2 separate regions of the Homo sapiens genome follow, and region 2 is linked to region 1. A link is a loop called in an ENCODE intact Hi-C map of the cell type or tissue named here. Cell type or tissue: endothelial cell of umbilical vein. All regions are shown on one strand. Links, peaks and the distances in the headings refer to the core of each region. The heading gives the core; the rest is flanking DNA. Region 1 has its middle 11 kb from the start of GCNT1. Region 2 overlaps PRUNE2 (prune homolog 2 with BCH domain).

The links. Hi-C counts contacts between places; a loop is a spot of excess contacts. Peaks named below come from ENCODE experiments on the same cell type or tissue, not always from the same donor. Only the 100,000 strongest peaks of a DNase experiment are listed, where the experiment ranks them.
Region 2: a loop joins it to region 1, with 6 times the contacts of the local background. A loop is called at or near these places in 80 of 110 quality-filtered maps.

The regions. Positions count from the first base shown.
Region 1 is chr9:76,442,477-76,453,336 of GRCh38, reverse strand. It overlaps a transcript of GCNT1 not described here. Among named protein-coding and RNA genes, the nearest start is that of GCNT1, 11 kb to the left of the region's middle. In endothelial cell of umbilical vein, for the core only: a CTCF peak has its summit at 5,677 (motif pointing left); a DNase peak (open chromatin) is centred at 5,656.
Region 2 is chr9:76,657,602-76,668,461 of GRCh38, reverse strand. The region is part of intron 9 of PRUNE2 (prune homolog 2 with BCH domain); the gene reads left to right. It overlaps LOC105376095 (a long non-coding RNA gene), which reads right to left. Exons shown (of 12, transcript XR_007061586.1): 12 at 3,923-4,827. Among named protein-coding and RNA genes, the nearest start is that of PCA3, 100 kb to the left of the region's middle. In endothelial cell of umbilical vein, for the core only: CTCF peaks have their summits at 5,607 and 5,810 (motif pointing left); DNase peaks (open chromatin) are centred at 5,311 and 5,821; H3K27ac peaks cover 1,598 bases.

The sequences.
Region 1 (10,860 bases), core at 1,977-9,976:
TTGTTGCCTTGAATGATTTAATCTGTCCACCTCCTTCACCCATCTACCCATTCCTACACACCTTTTCCTACCCACTCCAGCTCCTCAACTCATGGTCACTCAAGATTAGGCCTCCCTTCTGTTCTGACCACCTTCTCTTCACAGCACTGGTGAAGCAGGGATCTCCTGTGCTAAACAGGAGATGGCTGAACAGATGACACCCAATACTGGGCAGATGAGATTGGCTACAGTTTTTTCAGTTACATACTCACAGCCTAAGGGGTGAGGAGGTTATTGCATGCCAGGCAGAGCCACATGGGAATTGCATTTGAAAGCAGACTGAAGCAGCAGGGGCTGTGTGAGGCAGGCTTTGTAGTAATGGCACAAGAGTGAGGTAACCTTTTATTCCACGGGAGGATGTAATTGGCTTGTTCAAATAGTTCTGTGGGCTGGCAGGTAGGTAAAGCTCCTTAGATTGAAGATTAAGTAGGGTACAGCTGGTCTGGCTGAAGGGGAAACTAGCTGGGTAGGGAGCCCTTCCCACTTCGGGGGTGATATGGTTTCGATCAGTGTCCCTGCCCAAATCTCATATCGAATTGTAGTCCCCAGTTGTGGAAGTGGGGCCTGATGGAGTGTGATTGAATCCTGGAGGCGGTTTCTAATGGTTTAGCACCATCCCTTTGGTGCTGTCTTGTCATGGAGTTCTCATGAGATCTGGTTGTTTAAAAGTATGTGGCACCTCCTCCCTGCCTCTCCTCCCCCTGCTCCAGCCGTGTAAGATGTACCTGCTTCCCCTTCAACTTGCATCATGATTGTAAGTTTCCTGAGGCCTCCCAAGCCATGCTTTCTGTGCAGCGTACAGAACTGTGAGCCAATTAAACCTCTTTTCTTTATAAATTACCCAGTCTCAGGTAGTTCTTTATAGCGATACAAGAATGGTCTAATATAAGTACCTAGATCATTTCTAAGTAAGATAGACTAGTGGAGCATAATTTAAAGCTTATGTAAATTTTTTTTAGTACAGAGAGGCTAAATATATTTTGGTCTGCTAATGATGTGTTCATTCTTGCCACACTGAAAAGTTGTACAGGCCAGGTGCAGTGGTTCACACCTGTAATCCCAGCACTTTGGGAGGCCAAGGTGGGTGGATCACCTGAGGTCAGGAGTTTGAGATCAACCTGACCAACATGGTGAAACCCCATCTGTACTAAAAATACAAAAATTAGCTGGATGTGGTGGCAGGGGCCTGTAATCCCAGTTACTCGGGAGGCTGAGGCAGGAGAATCACTTGAAGCCAGGAGGTGGAGGTTGCAGTAAGCCGAGATCACACCATTGCACTCCAGCCTGGGCGACAGAGAGAGACTCCATCTCAAAACAACAACAACAACAACAAAAAAAAAAAAAAAAAAGAAAGAAAGAAAAGAAAAGAAAAGTTGTACTATAAGGAAGTGTATGGCTATAAAAAAGTCACAAGATATATAACCTTAAGCTTGACTAGTCTGCTACAATATGCTGGTATATGACAGACAGCTAATTATCTACTTCATAGTTTTCTCTGTAGGTATATTACTTTGCTAGGTCTGTCAACAAAGTACCATAGACTGGTACTTTAAACAACAGAATTTTGTTTTCTCACAATTCTGGAGGCTGGAAGTCCAAAATTGAGTGTCAGCAGAGTTGGGCTTTTTCTGAGGCCTCTCTCCTTGGCTTGTAGATGCCAAGATTAATATTTCTTTGGCCTTTTATATTAAAACTTTTAATTAACATTTATCTTTTTAATGGTAGGCATTCCTCATTTTAAGATACCTGACCCTTAAACAACTGATTTTTGCCACCACCTTTCAACAGATGCTTCAGCTGGTTTTGTGGGAACAACACCAACCAGAGTCCCCAGGAGACCGTTTCTTAGTCCCTGACTCACCCCATGTAGGAGGCTTAGGATTGCATCTGAATTGCTCAGTGGTGAATAATATTCTTTTATCATTAACAAAAGGGAGGTCAACAGTGTTGATCTTTGCCAGAGCCTTGTTTTTCTGAAAAATAGCACTGGCTAAAGAGCTCTCCTCATCCTTTTATGATAGCCACCCATCCTCTTCTTGCAATAATCCTTTTGAATAAAGTCTCCCCTTGCCTAAATCCAGATTTATTTTGACAAATGCTACAAAATTAGTTTTGAATTGTTTTAGAAATTTAATCAAATTACATTGAAAAGAACATGAGGAAGACATAAAAGAGTAAGGTACTACTTTCAAAGCATGGAGAAAGCAAATTCAATCATAAATGTACTGTCCAGGAAAAAAAGAAAGTGTGGCTCCTAAGCATGCAAATTCCAGGTAGAGTAAAGCCTGAAATATGTTTCTAAAACCCATACATGTAAGTTCTTTAATGTTTTTAAAAAGAAACAGGTTGATCCCTTTTAAGAGCAGGCAGCATTTCTCAGAATGGCAACAAAGCTAAAATCACACACAAAATAGTTTGATATAGTTAATACATTAAAGTGTTAAATGTATGCATAACAAAATATATCATAAACAAAGTTAAAAGTCAACAAACTAGAAAATATATGCAATAGTATGTAAGCAAAAATTAATTTTTCAAATAAAGGGGTGTTTACGTAAAAATATGCACCAGGTGAAAAATGGGCAAAGGGCATGATAAGATACTTCACTAAAGAAGAAATCCACATAAAAAGATGCTCAATTTCAATAGGAATTGAAGAAAAGCAAATTAAAACTACAAATCACTTTTTACCTATCAGATTGGCAAAGTTGAAAAAGATTGATAAACATAATATAGATGAAGGTGTAGGAATACAGACTCCTGTGCTGCTCTCTGTTGTAGAGATTTCTACAAACTTTCTAGAAGGCATTTGGACAACATGGATACTTATGGACAACTATTCATCTAGGAATTTATCCTATGTAGGAAATTTTACAAATACACAAAGATTTCAGAATCGAAACACTGTAAACAATGTAAGGGTTGTTAAAAAATAATTTTCAGAGAAAGATAAAATCATGACTCATACAAATATAAAAGTGCACATCTGTTAAGGAATTTACGCATATGCTATAAGGGAATCAGATGTACGTTATAAACATTTCAAAGGAAAAGTCAAAAAGCACAGATTTATCTGGAGTAAAGGAATGTTAAGATGAATTGCAAATGGAAACAAAACTGGTATTTTCATAGGGTGGGGATGGCGGGAACCAATTAAATTATTGCCAGACAGGACAGAATTTACACACCATCAGTTACATATAATTTATAAAAAGAGGCGAATAGGGCCGGGCGCAGTGGCTCACACCTGTAATCCCAGCACTTTGGGAGGCTGAGGCTGGTGGATCACTTGAGGTCAGGAGTTTGAGACCAGCCTGGCCAAAACGGCGAAAACCTGTCTCTACAAAAAATACAAAAAATTAGCTGGGCGTCTGTAATTCTAGCTACTTGGGAGGCTGAGGCATGAGAATCACTTGAGCCCAGGAGGCAGAGGTTGCAGTGAGCCGAGATCACACCATTGCACTCCAGCCTGGGTGACAGGGTGAGACTCTGTCTCAAAAACAAAACAAAACAAACAAAAACGAAAAGGTTTATTTTGTTTGCATATGTAAGCTTCACAGAAAAAAAGTGAAAATCCCAAAGAGGTGCTTAGACCCAGGAGCTTATACAGCATTTTAACAGAGGATGATAAAGTGTGGGAAGCTACTAGACAAGGGAAATGGGGAGAGGCTGCGCTTCTCTGGTGTGGGTAAATTGTGGGAAGGTAACTGGGAAAGGCATGGTAATTAAGGCTTGTTTAGTGAGGTGTGTTATGCAGATGAATTGTTCACCTTATTCTGGTATGGGAGAGGGCATCACCTTTGCAAAGGGAAATTAGGCAAACGTTTGTAGGTAGAAAGAGAGAGGGCAAAGAGTTTTGCTTGTGTCTGCTGTTTCTCAGTTGCCTTTAGCTCAAAATAATCCTTATGCCAATATGGCATGTTTTGAGGTGGCACATTCTTTTTTACTTTTACTATTATCATTTTATTTGCTTGTTTTTTTTTTTGTTGTTTTTTATAGAGACAGGGTCTTGTTTGTTGTTGCCCAGGCTGGAGTGTGGTAGTGTGATCATACCTCACTGTCATCTTGAACCAAGTAGCTAGGACTACAGGTACACACTACCCCGCCCCGCTAATTTATTTTATTTTGTTTTTGGTAGAGACAGGGTCTTGCTTTATTGCCCAGGCTGGTCTCAAACTCCTGGCCTCAAGGGATCTTCTCACTTCAGCCTCCCAAAATGCTGGGATTATAGGCCCTGCCACCATGCCCAGCCTGGGGTGGCATATTCTGATCCCTTTCCCATTGTTTCAGAAAGATGTTTCCATTTTGGAAAAACATAAAATAAATGAACAAATAATAGTAAATTTAGCATTTCTGTCCAAAAGAAAATGACATGTACAGTGAGCAGATGCCCATCAGGGTGTTTACCAGCAAAAACAAGTTAAAAGAAGTACCTGTCTGAATGGATCAACAAATTGCAGCATATCATATTAAAATAATGGAATGACATTTAAGAAAGCAAAATTGATTCACACTTCAACATGGATGAATCTCCAGACCTTATGTGGAGATAAAGATGCCAAACACGAAAGAGTACAGACCGTTTGATTCATGTTTATGTATCTGAAATTCTGGAAGAGGCAAATCTAATCTATAGTGACAGAAAGGAGAGCAGTTGTTGCTGGGGCTGAGTGTGGGGAGAGGAGGGCATTTGCTTTTTGGGGTGATAGAAATGTTCTTTATCTTGATTGTGGTAATAATTGCCTGGGTTAGTAGGTTGGTCAGAAGTCATGGAACTATACACCTAAACAGCTATATTTTATTAAACCATGCCTCAATAAGATTTTTTTGCTGCTGTTGTTGTTTTGAGGTGGGGTCGTACTCTGCAACCCAGGCTGGAGTGCAGTGGCATGATCACAGCTCACTGTAGCCTCAGTCTTCTGGGCTCAAGCCATCCTCCCACCTCAGCCTCCCAAGTACCTGGGACTACAGGTACGTGCCACCACACCTGGCTAATTTTTGTATTTTTTGTAGAGATAGGGTTTCACCATGTTGCCCAGGCTGGTCTCAAACTCCTGGGCTTAAGTAATCCGCCTGCCTCGGGCTCCCAGAGTGCTTGGATTACAGGCGCGAGCCACCGCGCCTGGCTGTGTGTATATATATATATAAAGTGTCTGTTAGTAAAGACTAGAGGGGTAAACAGAAAGCAGACAGCATGTGTTGAGCAAAATCTGGACTCGCTGAGTTTGCAGTGATGATAAACTTTCAGAGTAGAGGCTCTCCAGGCTTCTCAAAGTATTCCTGGACTCAGTGATTCCTATCTGGAAGCCATCTGGACAAAGACGGCTGGCACAGCCATGCCACTAAATGCACTCTTTTGAGGGTAAGAGTGCATAGAAGTTGTGAGGCATTTTCAGTTTCAGGAATCCAGCACAGCAAAGGAAGATGACAGGGTCAGGGCGTACTGGACACAGGGATTGTGGACTGACATGCTAAAGAAGACGGATGAGCCAGGGGGCTCACAGAGTTTTTTTAAAGCTGAGCACCAAAATGCCTATGCTAAATGAACAAGAATGTTCTAGATATAAAAATTATTTAATAAACATCCTCCATACTGACTTGTAAATATTGCGTGAAGTGTGGCAGAGGCCCCCTCTGGTGGTAGTGTGCAAAATCACATGTATAACTATAAAAAAGTTAAGAAATAGGGTGAAAATCAGTCCTAGTGTTTACATACATTAGATGTTAGAGGTATATACTAAAGAGGCAGTTTAGGCTGGGCACAGTGGCTCATGCCTGTAATCCCAGCACTTTGGGAGGCTGAGGCAGCCCGATCGCTTAAGCCCAGGAGTTTAAGACCAGCCTGGGCAACATGGTGAAACCTCTCTCTACAAAAAAATAAAAATAAAAATTAGCTGGGGCGTGGTGGTGCACACCTATGGTCCCAGCTATTAAGGAGGCTAAAGTGGAAGGATTGCCTGAGCCCGGGAGGTTGAGGCTGCAGTGAGTGGTGATCAAGCCACTGCACTCCAGCCTGGGTGAGAGTGAGATCTGTCTCCAAAAAAGAAAAAGAAGAAAAAGAAAAAAAGAAAAGGAAGAAGCAATTCAGCAATATCCACATACCATCCATATCTGTTCTTTTTTTTTTTTTTTTTTTTTTTTTTTTTGACACAGGGTTTCACTCTGCCCAGGATGTAGTGCAGTGGCACGCTCCCAGCTCACTGCAGCCTCAATCTCCTGGGCTCAGACAATCCTCCTACCTCAGCCTCCCAAGTAGCTGGGATTACAGGTGGACGCTACCATGCCCAGTTAATTTTTGTATTTTTTGTAGAGATGAGGTATCACCATGTTGGCCACGTTGGCCTCAAACTCCTGGACTCGAGTGATCTGCCCGTCTCAGCCTCCCAAAGTGCTGGGATTACAGGCATGAGCCACTGTGCCCAGCCTAAACTGCCTCTTTAGTATGTACCTCTAACATCTAATGTATGTAAACACCAAGCCACTATGCTTGGCCCATATATGTTCTTTACTTTGCTTCTTCTCACTTAACACGTTTGGAAAATCATTCCATATTAGTTTATATAAAGCCTCTTTGTTCTTTTCAGTGTCTATCCAGTACGGGGCTATGCCATGATATTCAAATAGTTCCCTAATGGCCATTCCAGTTGTTTCCAGTTTTTTGCTATTATAAACAATGCTACAGTGAATGTCTTCACACATATATAAAACATATGTGTAGTATTAATTGCCGTAAGTGGTATTGCTTGGTCAAAATGTATGTGCATTTAAAAAGTTGATAGGTCTCACCCTCTGTGTGGGGGAAGATGATTGGCAATAGATACCATCAGACACAGGCAAAAGAAACAAGTTCCTTAGACCTTGATAAAGGATAGGAGAATTTAAACTCTAAGAAGATTGCATGGAGCGGGAGTTTTGGCAGCCGTCTTTTCCACAAGGGCAAACTTCCCTGGGTGCTGTGTGCTGGCTCCCATCAGCTTCTGCAAAAACTCTCCTTGTCTTACACCCTCTATATGTTCTGGAGACCCTGGCTATGTTCCTGACCAGAGAAGGGCACTGGAGTCACTCCAGTGCATTCCTGCATAATCTCTGCAAGGGAGACTTGAAGGTCAGTTTCCCAGGGTAAATTTTCTAGATAGATGATCCCCTAGGAACTCCCAGGCCTTAAGCTTCCTGATGACTCTTCATGTCTTCCACAGAGAAATTGTTCCAATTTACATTCTCACCAGCAATGTGTGACTTCCTGTTTCCCCCACACACTCACCAACAGAGCAAATTATCACAGGTTTTAAAAATAATATTTATTGATTTATTTAGGAAATGGGGTCTTGCTCTGTTGCCCAGGCTGGAGTCCAGTGGTGTAATTGACCACAGCTCACTGCAGCTTCAAACTTCTGGGCTTAAGAGATCCTCCCTCCTCAGCCTCTTGAGTAGCTGGAACAGGCACACACCACCATGTCTGGCTAATTTTCGTATTTTCTATTTTTTATAGAGACAGGAGTCTCACCATGTTGTCCAGGCTGGTCCCGAACTCCTGACCTCAAGCATTCCTTCCACCTTGGCCTCCCAGATTGCTGGGATTACAGGTGTGAGCCACCCCACCTAGCCACAGTTTTTATCTTTGCCAATTCTAATAAGTAAAAACTGAGGGAGGCCAAGGCGGGAGGATCGCTTGAGCTCGGGAGTTCGAGACCAGCCTGGCCAACATGTTGAAACCCCATCTCTACCAAAAAAGAAATACAAAAATTAGCTGGGCTTGGTGGTACATGACTGTAATCCCAGCTACTCGGGAGGCTGAGGGACAAGAATCGCTTGAGCCCAAGAGGTGGAGTTTGCAGTGAGCCGAGACTGAGCCACTGCACTCCAGCCTGGGTGAAAGAGTGAGACTGTCAAAAAAATAAATAAATAAATAAGGAAAGGAAAACCTGAAACAAAGAGTTTAAACTTTACATTGCTCTCATGTGTAAGGTACCACATCTTTTCATACAGTGATAATGAGAGATACATGTGTCTATATTCCTAGTAAAGCCAACCCTTCCACTGGGGCACCTGATCCTCATTCCAGGTATAACATCCTCTGATGTTATACTTGAGAACATCATCCGAGCAATTCTTTCTTCTGCAACTTCAACTTTTTTTCTCTCCACAGAATCGTTCCTATCAGCATGCAAAAATGTTATTTCTCCTTTTGACAACCCTTTCTTGAACGCCTTCCTCCTTAGCTACTGCCCTAATTCTCTACTTATAGCAGAGCTTTCCTTTTCTGGAAAGGGCCAGATAGTAAATATTTGAAGTATGGTGGGCTATTTATTCTCTCACAACCTCTTACCTGTGTCCCTCTAGTGTGACAGCAGCCACAGACAGCACGTAAATGAACAGGTGTGATCATAGTTTGCTGCAGTTTACTGACTCCTGCTTCATAGAAAACTGACCTTCATTCCCCCTTGCTGTGGTCAGGGAAGAAGGTGCTGTGGTTGTCGCCTGTTCCTTGCCTTCAGCAGGCTAAGAGCTGAGGTCTCCAGAACAACACAGAGGGCCCAAGAGGGCATCAGCCTCCTTGTGAAAACAGAAAAGGGAGTTTCTGGAAGAACCTGATTGTTTTGTGTCAAAAGAATTGCCTGTATCTGGTGTCTCCAAATTATATTAAACCCTCTCTAATCAGGTGCTTAGTCCCGTGCCTCTAGGGAAACTGCCCCTGTCCATTTCAGCTCTGTGGTTCTAAATCCAGCAGACATTTATCTAAACTTGTTTTACCTGTACTCTCAGCAGCATTTCAGACAAATCGTCACTCCTTGACCTTGAAACCCTTTTTCCTCACCTGGACTCTTAATCCTCATGGTTTTGTTCTCGTCACTCTTTGTCAGCCTTCAGTTTCCTCCTCTTCCCCCAGGCCTCTTAACCCTGCAGAGCTTCACGACTCAGGCCTCAGATCTCTTCTTTTTTCTCTACAGCCCTTCTGTATGGCCTCATCCAACCTCATGCTGTTAAGTACATCTAGATTTAACCTCGACATCGCTCTGATTTCTATCTCTAGTCTGGACCTGTCCTCAGAACTCCAGACTCATATTTCCAACTGCTTAGTAAACATCTCCCTTTACAGGTAAAATTGGCATTTCAAACAAACATGTCCAATACGCAGCTCCTTATCTTCTTCTCCCGGAGCCTGCTTCTCCCACTTTTCTCCCGGACTTACTCATTGACAACTCCACCTAGTTGCTCAGGCCAAACACTCCTGGAGTCATCTGTCTTGCCTCTCTTTCTCACAAAGCACACACCCAATTCAACAAATGCTTCTGGCTCTTTTTTTCTTCCTTCCTTCCTTCCTTCCTTCCTTCCTTCCTTCCTTCCTTCCTTCCTTCCTTCCTTCCTTTCTTCCTTTCTTCCTTTCTTCCTTTCTTCCTTTCTTTCTTTCTTTCTTTCTTTCCTTTTTTTAGACAGAGTCTCACTCTGTTGCCCAGGCTGGAGTGCAGTGGCTCACTGAAACCTCCGCCTCCCAGGTTCAAGCGATTCTCCTGCTTCAGCCTCCCAAGTAGCTGGGACTATAGGCATGCACCACCACACCTGGCTAGCTTTTGTATCTTTAGTAGAGACGGATGTTGGGAACAAATCCCCCAAAATCTGGCCATAAACTGGCCCCAAAACTGGCCATAAACAAAATCTCTGCAGCACTGTGACATGTTCATGATGGCCATAATAGCCATGCTGGAAGGTTGTGGGTTTACCGGAATGAGGGCAAGGAACACCTGGCCCACCCAGGGTGGAAAACCGCTTAAAGGCATTCTTAAGCCACAAACAATAGCATGAGCAATCTGTGCCTTAAGGACATGCTCCTGCTGCAGTTAACTAGCCCAACCTATTCCTTTAATTCGGCCCATCCCTTCGTTTCCCATAAGGGATACTTTTAGTTAATTTAATATCTATAGAAACAATGCTAATGACTGGCTTGCTGTTAATAAATACGTGGGTAAATCTCTGTTCAGGGCTCTCAGCTCTGAAGGCTGTGAGACCCCTGATATCCCACTTCACACCTCTATATTTCTGTGTGTGTGTCTTTAATTCCTCTAGCACCACTGGGTTAGGGTCTCCCCAACCGAGCTGGTCTTCACAGACGGGGTTTCACCATGTTGGCCAGGCTGGTCTCGAACTCCTGAGCTCAAGTGATCTGCCTGCCTTGGCCTCCCAAATTGCTGGGGTTACAGGTGTGAGCCATTGAACCTGGCCTCTATTTCAAAATATATCCAGATTAGGATCCCTTTTACCCATCTCCATTGCTACCACCTTGGGCCATGCTACTGCTGTATCTCACCTGACATCTCCTGCTTCCTCTCATGCCCCACATACAGCCTGGGATTACAGGCATGAGCCACTGAGCCTGGCCAGTGTTTGTTTTGTTTTAAATCCATTTTGGCTTTAGTATATTCCCAACATCTATAAAAGTGCTTGGCTCAAAGTAGGAGGAGCTCAATAATATTTGATGAATAAATAAGAGAATAAATGAATGAATACTTTATCTTCATATGGTACTTTGTAACTTAAGAACCATTTTCACATTTCTCTTACTACTTCTGATAATCGGATAATCAGATAAAACCACTGTGTTAGTTTCTTTCTTTCTTTTTTGAGATGGAGTCTCACTCTGTCGCCCAGGCTGGAGTGCGGTGGCATGATCTTGGCTCACTGCAACCTCTGCCTCACGGGTTCAAGTGGTTCTCCTGCCTCAGCCTCCCAAGTAGCTGGGATTACAGGCGCCTACCACCAAGCCCAGCTAATTTTTGTATTTTTAGTAGAGACAGGGTTTTGCCATGTTGGCCAGGCTGGTCTCGA
Region 2 (10,860 bases), core at 1,279-9,278, 220 kb before region 1:
AGTGAAGGAGATAGAATTTTTAGATGAGAAACTGGATGTTTTAAACTAGATTAGATTTTAGTAATTGAAAGTAACAAGATAGCATGATGTAGGGAAGGAAGATTCAGCATAGCACAGTTGGGAAAATCAGAGATCTGAGAAATTTTTAATTATTTCGTGTTTGCATGATCATCAAATTCAGACTGTTTTTGAAAACCCTCCAGTTTTGTTTTTGTATTTTTACAGTAAACATCTTTTTACATATATCTTGGTATATACCTGTGAGTATTCTGCACTATATATTCTTAGAACAGCTGGTCAAAGGCTATGTGTATTTAAAATTTTGATGACTACAACCAAAAACTGTACCTCAATTTATATTCCTTATAGAAACACATTTGGGTGTACCACTTGCACCAATATGAGAGCTTCACAGTTTTAAATATATATTCAACTTTAAGAAAATGAAATGTTATTTAAGTTGTTAGACTCTAGGACAGCGGTTGTCAAACCTCCCCCTACGCTACCCACCAAGCCCAATCCAGTCAGCCACCTATTTTTGTCCATAAAGTTTTATTGGAACACAGCCATACCTATGCATTTACATATTGTCTATAGCTACGTTTGTGCTAGGACAACAGAGCTCAGTTGTTGCCACAGAAACTGTAGAGCATGTAAAGCCCAACATATTCAGTATCTAGCCCTTCCAGAAACACTGTGCTGATTCCACCTCCAGAAAAGTCAAAGGCAACCCTCCCATGTCCTGCAGATTAGCAAATATAACTGCTGAGCAGCAGTTGAAGGAATATCTTATCTATGTGTGTTCCTGTGGTTCATATTTCTGGTGCCAGCTTGTCCAAGGCATTTGGATGACTTCACACTCTTGAACTACTTGGGGCAGGAAGTCAGACTGCAAGAGTGCAGCTTTGCATTGCACTGTGGGGAAGGGGACCCTTTGTGAGCTTATCTTATGGGCAGGAGGGTGGGGCAGGCAGGCAGTCTTCCCAAAGTGTAAATCCCAGGAGATGCTGAGCAGGTGAAATGGGGGCTGCAGATGGCAGGAGCCTATGCTGCCAGCCCAGCCAGTTCTGCTGCTCACTTGGGCGTCCTGCAGATGCTGGCATCCCTGGCATTGAAGATTGTCTCCAATTCTGAAGAAAAACAATGGTCTACTTTTCCCCCTTCCCTTCGGAAGAACCTCATTCTTTCAAATTCACTCCCAGTTGCTCCTAATATTATCAAAGAGCTTTTACTGTTGGAGGAGAGAGCACAATATGTGCCACACCAGAGAGTGACCGTTGCCTAATTGGGTTCACAGTGATGACTTCTTTGTAAAACACTCCCATAAGCATCACCTATATTTCTAAATTATGTTTTGACAAAAGCTAAACTTCTTATCAAAAGGAATTTGTTGGAAGAGAATTTTCTTTTTTTTTGTGACAGAGTTTCGCTCTTGTTGCCCAGGCTGGAGTGTAATGATGCGATCTTGGCTCACCCCAACCTCTGCTTCCTGGGTTCAAGTGATTCTCCTTTCTCAGCCTCCCAAGTACCCGGGATTACAGGCATGCACCACCACAGCCGGCTAATTTTGTATTTTTAATAGAGACAGGGTTTCTCCATGTTGGTCAGGCTGATCTCTGTAGGGTCCAGCCCCACAGGGTCAGTGGGTTTTTCTCCCTGTGTGCGGAGACGAGAGATTGCAGAAATAAAGACACAAGACAAAGAGATAAAAGAAAAGACAGCTGGGCCCGGGGGACCACTACCACCAAGACGCGGAGACTGGTAGTGGCCCTGAATGCAAGGCTGCACTGTTATTTATTGGATACAAGGCAAAAGGGGCAGGATAAGGAGTGTGAGTCATCTCCAATGATTGACAAGGTCACATGAGTCACGTGTCCACTGGACAGGGGGCCCTTCCCTGCCTGGCAGCCAAGGCAGAGAGAGAGGGAGAGAGAGAGGACAGCTTACGCCATTATTTCTGCATATCAGAGACTTTTAGTACTTTCACTAATTTTGCTACTGCTATCTAAAAGGCAGAGCCTGGTGTACAGGATGGAACATGAAAGCGGACTAGGAGCGTGGCCAATGAAGCACAGCATCACAGGGAGATGGTTAGGCCTCCGGATAACTGCGGGCAAGCCTGACTGATGTCAGGCCCTCCACAAGAGGTGGAGGAGTAGAGTCTTCTCTAAACTTCCCCGGGGAAAGAGAGACTCCCTTTCCAGGTCTGCTAAGTAGCGGGTGTTTTCCCTTGGCACTGACACTACCGCTAGACCACGGTCCGCTTGGCAACGGGTGTCTTCCAAGGCCCTGGCATTACCGCTAGACCAAGGAGCCCTCTGGTGGCCCTGTCCGGGCATAACAGAAGGCTCACACTCTTGTCTTCTGGTCACTTCTCACTATGTCCCCTCAGCTCCTATCACTGTATGGCCTGGTTTTTCCTAGGTTATGATTATAGAGTGAAGATTCTTATAATATTGGAATAAAGAGTAATTGCTACGAACTAATGATTAATGATATTCATATATAATCATGTCTATGATCTAGATCTAGTATAATTCTTGTTGTTTTATATATTTTATTATACTGAAACAGCTCGTGCCCTCAGTCTTTTGCCTTGGCACCTAGGTGGCTTGCCGCCCACAGATCTCGAACTCCTGACCTCAGGTGATCTGCCCACCTCAGCCTCCCAAAGTGCAGGGATTACAGGTGTGAGCCACCACGCCTGGCCTGGAAGATAATTTTTATGGTCAAGTTTCACTATGTGGTGAGACATTCTGAGGAGCACTTTACCCAAAGGGCAGGGCACCTTCACGTGTCTAAATCTGTGTTGTTCAATAGTGACTCATTCATCTCCACCATGTGCTGAGCCCTGTGCTAAGCACTGGGTGTGCTTGTCCCCCAGGAGATTCATGTGTGTGTGGAGAGGGTGGCAGTGGGGAGGAGTGGGGGCAGACACATTTCAAACAGGAAATCATAGGAACATGGCAGCATCCACGTGAGGTAAGCACAGGGTGCTATGGGACATGACCCGACTCTGTGGGGAGGAGGTGAGGTCCCAGGTCCCCACTCTGTGGGATGGAGGTGAGGTCCCAGGACCTTACTCTGTGGGGTGGAGGTGAGGTCCCAGATCCCGATTCTGTGGGATGGAGGCGAGGTTCCAGGATGGAGATGTCCACACTGAGTAGTACAGGACAGCAAGATTGGCAAGGCTAAGTGGGGAGTGGGGAATGAGAAAGGAGGCTTGAGTCTGGGCTTAGGGGCCAGGTCAAGAGGGCCTTGTGAGCCCTTCTCTGAAGCCAAATTCTTTCCCTGAAGTGGTGAATTGAAAGGATTTAAACACAAGAAGGTGGTGTCAAGGTTAAGATGAAGAAGGATATTAGTTATAATTTGGAGGAGGTAGGGATGACGATCGTAAACAGAAAGGTGGTGATGTTTCTGCATGAAAAAAATGAACTTGAACTAAGGCTTTTGTAGTGAGAATGGAGTGGAGAGGATGACATAAATTTATAGGATTGGATGGCCAACTGGATGAGGAAGAAATGGTGGGAAAGAAAAGAAAGTAAGAGTGAATGCCAGTTTGGGAGCTTGAGTGCCCAGGTGATATGTAGAGACATTCACTAGGATGAGGAATGTATTAGTTAGCTATTGCTGTATAATAAATAATCTCGGCCAGGTGCAATGGCTCATGCCTGTAATCCCAGCACTTTGGGAGGCCGAAGTGGGAGGATCACTTGAGCCTGGGAGTTGGAGACCAGCCTGACCAACATGGTGAAACCCCATCTCTCCTAAAAATTAGCTCGGCATGGTGGTGCACGTCTGTAATCCCAGCTACTCGGGAGGCTGAGGCAGGAGAATCACTTGAACGCAGGAGATGGAGACTGGAGTGAGCCGAGATCGCTCCATTGCGCTCCAGCCTGGGCAATACAGCAAGACCCTGTCTCAAAAAATAAATGAATAAAATAAATAATATCAAAGTTTAGCAGCTTAAAACAACAAACATTGATTATTTCCCAGTGTTTGTAATAGGAATTCAAGAGTGTATTAGCTAGATGGTTCTGGCTTAAGGTATCTTGTTAAGTTGCCATCAAGACATTAGCCAGGCTGCAGGATCTGCCTCCAAGATGGCTCGTTCACATGGCTGTTGGCAGAAGGCTTCAGTTCCTTCCTGGATTTTCACAGGAAGCCTCAGTTCCTTGCCACATGGACTCTCCACAGGGCTGCTTGACTGTCCTTACAACAGGGTAGCTGGTTTCTCCCAGACTGAGAGACCCAAGAGAGAACAAAGCACACAGTGCTTTTTAGGACCTAGCCTTAGAAGTCACCTACCATCCATTCCACCTTATTCTGTTCTTTAGAAGCAAATCATCAGTCCACACTTAAGGGACGGGAAATTAGGCTCCACCTTTTGAAAAGAGTGTCAAAGAATTCATGGACACTTTTCAAAGTCGTCACAGAGAAGGTAGGATGTAGCGGATCTGCGTAGAGGAAGATGTGGGATTAGGTTTTGAACATGTTCAGTTTGAGATCCCTTTGAGCCATCCTGGTTGTGAACTGTAAACTCACTTCCTAAATAAGTATATGCCCCTCTCCAATGTGAGATTATGCCATCTAATTTAATCTTCTCCACAACAAACAAATCTATTCATAGATCTTAAGGTTATAGGAAAAATATTAAAAGAAGCTAGCAAATAGCCTGCAGGCAAGAGGTAGAATTCTCCATGCATCCATCATTCACAGCCAAGGAGTTAATTATTCTCTGAAAAGCAAAGAGGTTGAAATGATAAAAATGTAGGCTTTCCTTCTATTCCTGCTCAGCGTTCCTCAAATTTTCATGTTTAAGCCTCACTGTAAAAAGAAAAAAAAATTGACATGCAAAACCATGTACACTCTATTCAGGGAACAATTCAAGAAAATGTTTGAGGATCATTGAGCTACAAGTGATTTTTTTGCTCCCTGCAGAATTTTAGAATCTGACCCTGGGTAAGGAGGCTGCGTCGTGTCCCCCACCTCTGAGAACCTGAGAATGTTTAGCTGTGGTTTCTGCAGTTTTGCACATTCCCTAAAGAAGGTGTCTGGGCGAGTGCTCGGCGCTTATCTTCCTACTGTGTGCAGTCAGTTTCCAGCTCTCACCTCCCTCCTTCATCTCTCTTCAGCTGGCTGGCTTCTAAGATGCTTCTCCCTGCCTGGCCACAGTGCTTACCTGTTCTAGGATGAGAGAGGCCCAGCTGGGTTAGCGAACTGTTGCTAAAGAGCGTTATTTCATGGGCTTGACCCCAGCTTCCTATTGTAGCATTTCCTGTCTTGGGATTAGCTTGATTAGGCAAAGTGTGAAGCTCAGTGCTGCTTCAGTCTCACCTCCTACTTTGAGTAATTTGATAAGTACTCTGTGGTTCACAGGGTGCCATGTACTGCTGGCTTAAATGGAGCAGCCTACTTTATCAGACAAGAACCCTCAAATGGCAGTCCTCCAGCCCATAGGCTAATTGATATTCTTAACGAGGGAAGGCAAGCACCTCATGAAAGGTTTTGTTTGTGTTTTCTTTTTTCTTTTTATCTCTGTTTCTAGAGACAGCAACCTTATCAGTCCAGCAGATCTTAATAGACTAGAAAGAAGCCAGGAGAGTATTAAGGAACTCTTAACACAAGAGATATTTCTCTTTATGTAATCATTTTCCCAAAATATATCAGCATAACCGTCAGTATTTTTCTAAAGAACAATGGACCCCATGTCATGACCTGCTACTTTACTTTTTATGGAGGTATATATTTCAGTGGCCAATCTTGTAAAAGTGGTTATTCCTGAAAAGGGGTGCCACCTGCTGCTGGATATCCGTGTCTGTCAGGAAACATTACCATCTAGAAATGCTACTGGTATGTGTGTGCCAGCTCTTGGCTCACTGCTCATTTCCTGTTAAAAAGAACCTAATCTCAGGCAAAGCTAATCCTACAACAACAGTCAAATCCCTCCAGATTCAGATACGTTGAAAAAATACAAAATGCAGAATGGGCTTAATTTTGTACCTGTTCTAAAGGCAAGAAGGTGCATTTATGTCCAAAAGTTCTGCATTTGTTGTCCTTCATTCTCTGTCACATACTGCAATTAGCCTTCCATATGAAGAAATGTAAGTATCAGAAACACACAATCTACGAATATACGTGGGCTTCATTCTCAAATTGGAGACTTCCATTTCTATCACCGTTCTTTCTCCATTTGGTGGTATTCAGGATCATTAGAGAAGGTGCAAAGATTTAGCATAAATAGCATCAAGTCACCTAAGAGCATGTTTCTTTTTATAACTTCCTGGGCTGAGTTGAATGCTTAGCTAATTCAGTTCATCTTATTTCCTAAAATCTGAACTTAAGGCTATTTATTTTCCTCTAGGAACTTCTTTAGCTGCTTTCACAAGTTTGGATGTGCAGGGCTTTATTGTTTGGTTACTTACACGTGTGTTTTTTAGTCTCCAAACTGTGATTGGAGACTTTTTGTGATTGATAACTAGAGGTATGGCCCCGAAGTCAGAGAATATAGTACATGTGATGTTGACTTTTGGTATTTTATGAGACATCACGTATGGTAAGTTTTGGTGAGTTCAAAAAAAAAAAACTGTGTTTTTATTGACTGCAGATCTCTCCATTAGATCAAGCTATATTACTGCATTGTTCAGATCTGCCATATTCTTATATATTTCTTTTCAAATTAATTTATAAATTCTTGAGAGGTATACTCAGATTTTACCCCATGAAATTTATTTTGCCTTATAATGTATTTTCAATTTTTGTTTTACATATTTTGAGGCTATGTTGTTAAGAACACATTGGCTCTCAATTATTACATCTTCTGAAGAATTATTCCTTGTATCACTAAATAATAACTTTCTTTAGCCTTAATAATGCCTTTTCTGAAGTCTGTTTTGCTGGGCATTAATACTGTAATGCTGGCCAGGTGCAGTGGCTCATGCCTGTAATCCCAGCACTTTGGGAGGCTGAGGCAGGCAGATCACCTGAGGTCAGGAGTTTGAGACCAGGCTGGCCAACATGGTGAAACCCCATCTCTATTAAAAATACAAAACTTAGCTGGGCATGGTGGCAGGTGCCTGTAATCCTAGCTACTTGGGAGGCTGAGGCAGGAGAATCGCTTAAACCCAGGAGGTGGAGACTTCAGTGAGCCAAGATTGCACCACTGTACTCCAGCCTGGACGACTGTACCAAAAAATACTAACAATAATGATAAATAATAATAATATTGTAATGCTTTCTTGTGTTTAGTATTTCTCTGTTTTTTAAAAATACCACTTTCTTGTCAACACTTCTGCATTATTATGTTTTAGATGTTTCTTTTTTAAGCAGAATGGCTACTGAGGTCTTGGTGACATTACCTGCTATGACAACCCCAAATCTCAGTGGTTTAACACAACAAAGGTTTAGATATTATTCTTTAATCATTATGGCCTCTTTCATGCTATTCTTTTATTTTATTACTTTTATTGCTAATTTTTCTATTTATTGCATCTCCTGGAAATGCCTCAAAGTATTTTTCCCAAGTGTAGTTTATAGGGTTTTTTTATATGAGCTCATCTTTCAGAGAGTTTTTTCTTGCACCTAATTGGATTTCCAGTGAAACTTGCTTGTAGAAGTAAGCACTACCAAGTGGTTTCACATCTGATTCTTTCTTTCTTTCTTTTTTTTTTTTTTTTTTTTGATTCAGAGTCTTGCTCTGTTGCCCAGGCTGGAGTTCAGTGATGTAATCTCGGCTCTCTGCAACTTCCGCCTCCCGGGTTCAGGTGATTCTTCTGCCTCAGCCTCCCAAGTAGCTGGGATTACAGGTGTGCACCACCACACCCGGCTAATTTTTGTATTTTTAGTAGAGATGGGGTTTCACCATCTTGGCCAGGCTGGTCTTGAACTCCTGACCTCATGATCCACCTGCCTCGGCCTCCCAAAGTGTTGGGATTACAGGCGTGAGCCACCGTGCCTGGCCCACATCTGATTCTTTTGGAACCCTAGGGTCCTAGGTGTTCAGTGATCCTAGATGAATTTTCATCTTAATTTCTTGATTCATTTCTACATCATTCAGGTAATATAAATTGAGACATGAGCGGCCCACAGCTAGTGTCTCCAGCTCCTACTGGTTGCTTTTTATTTTCTACCCAAAACCTCCAAGGCCAGAGGAGAGAGTTTTTTTCCATCCCCTTTTTGTTAAGGGGAAAGTTCCTGAAGGTCCAGAGCCCTATATAGAAGTTCAGGTCTAGGCCTTTCTTCCATCACCAGGAGGTCCCTTATGCTGTGAGACCCTAAGTCCTGTGTCCAGTGCAAGAACCCTGTGTGCTAGGTTTTTATCAGCCTTCTATAATAACTCTTTATTTCTGGCACCTGTGGACTTAATCTTATTTTTTTAAGCTTGGAAATGTATTAGTAACTTTTGGAGTATGCTATTTCATATAGCATTTCTTGTATTTTTAATGATACATGGCTTTACACCTTGTCAGACTTAGCCAACACTTCCTAACATCTCTCTTTTAGCAAAGAGGAAAAACCTCTGAGTGAGATTCCAGGGGTTTCTAACTTAAATTTAATAGTATTATTTTATTTTTATTATATTTAATTTTTTCTATATATGTTATTTATTTTATGTAACTTAAATCACTCACCATTTATTTTACGTGAGTGATTTAAGTTTACATATAATGGTTGAGTATCCCTAGTCTGAAATCTAAAATGCTCCAAAATTCATGTTCTTCAGTGCTGACACAACACTCAGAGGAAATGCTCATTGGAGCATTTCAGATTTCAGATCGTCAGAGTAGGGATTCTCAACTTGTAGTATATAATGCAAATATTCCAAAATCCAAAAAAGTCGGAAGGTTTAAATACTTCTGGTCCCAAGCATTTTGGATAAGGGATACTCAACCTGTACACTAGTGATACAAACATTCCTCTCAAAATAACCTTAATAAAATAAGTCAATCTAAAGAAAATGTTAAGTAAATTGGCAAGTGATTAAAGGCTATGACAAAAACCCTAAAGGTGATATATTAATACTCAGTCTTATAGAATATTTAAAAGCATTCAGTGTCTTTTCAAGCTTTTTGTTCCTATATGCTTTGATGCTTTAGCAATCCAGACGTAAAGATATTTACTGTCAATATGAATCTGGGCTAAGAATGTGGAAAATTGGTTACCCAAATCAGGAAATAAATTTTTGAGCATAGCATAAGTCAAATATTCCCTTTGAAACAATAAAGGCCAGCTATATAGTAAGAATGGGCTAGATCGTAATGTGGTAACAAATAACTACAATATCTCAGGGCAAAACACAACAAAAGTTCATTTCTTGTTTACATTTCCAGCAAGCTTTCATCGAGGCCTCTGCTCATCAGAGGCACTCGGGACACAGCCTGGCCGAGCCCCTCCACAGCCACCTATGTGGGAAGAGGATGTGGCTCCTCACACGCTTGCTCCTAAGCCTTCTGCTCAGAAGCGACATCTCTCCCTTCCACTCTTTCTTCATTAGCCAAAGCAAGTCATGTGGCTACCCTAACTTCAAAGGGGACAGGAAAGTGCAATACTACCATGCACTCAAAAGGCAGAGAGCCAGAAATACTTGGTGAAGATCAATATGTCATAATACATTGATCTTCTAACACACATGGTGTTAATGTCACAGTACCATCCAGCAAAGAAACCATGAAGCAGTTTTAATACATCCTCTAGATGGAGACATGTAGCTGTTTCAGCCATAGTACAGCCTGACTTGTGTTTACAACTCCCTCAACCTCTTGGTTAGCTCCATTCTGTATAAAGAAACTCAAAATTAAGTAGAGGCTACAGATAGATAAAGTAAAATACAGACCTTTACACTGGACTGGTTTGTTACCTAACAGATCTTGAGAGGCTTCAGTTACTGATCACAAAACTGCTGTCCTGCTTAGTCAACAACTGCTGTTTGGCCACTTCATTTCTGCAAATGTTTATGGGCTTAATGTATGAATGTGGTTGAAGTATTTACAAAGAGCGTGACTTGGGTTTCTCTTAGATTTGCTTCTAGGCTATTCTGGCTCAGCTTTCCCTCTGTCCCAGGGGTTTTCTAACATGTCCCTATAGCCTTCTTTTTGGGGGGGAGTGGGACGGAGTTTTGCTCTTTTTGCCCAGGCTGGAGTGCAATGGCACCATCTCAGCTCACCACAACCTCTGCCTCCCAGGTTTAAGCAATTCTCCTGCCTCAGCCTCCCGAGTAGCTGGGATTACAGGCATGCGCCACCACACCCAGCTAATTTTGTATTTTTAGTAGAGATGGGGTTTCTCCATCTTGGTCAGGGTGTTCTTGAACTCCCAATATCAGGTGACCCACCCGCCTCAGCCTCCCAAAGTGCTGGGATTATAGGCGTGAGCCACTGCGCCCGGCCTAGCCTTCTTTAATATCCATGGGTTTGTGTGAATCTCTCTCCTTGGGTCATCCGCTGATCACAGCCTTCAGCATTTTTCTTCCCCCGGTGCATGCTAACACAGGGGGAAGAAATCTGTGCCTTCTTCATAGGGTCTCTGCTTTGTGTTGAAAAGGAGCACTTAGAGGCAAAGGCTCTATTTTCTAACATCAATGAGTTGAGGAGCATTTCTAGGCTCTGTGGAGATTTGTGCAGTAATAAGATTATCTTTTACCTGGACTAATGCCCAAATTATAGTGACCTTAATTATGATTTGTCCAACCATGACACATACTTTAATTAAACCACTGCTCCTGTACTATGTTTTAAGTGGAGGGTATGTAATACCTTAAACTCAGACAGTGCTTTATGACTTACAGAGTACTTTTATTTGGATTGTATTTATTCTCCACAGTCACTGTGATGTTGGGTATTATCCCCTTTTAAAATCACAGAA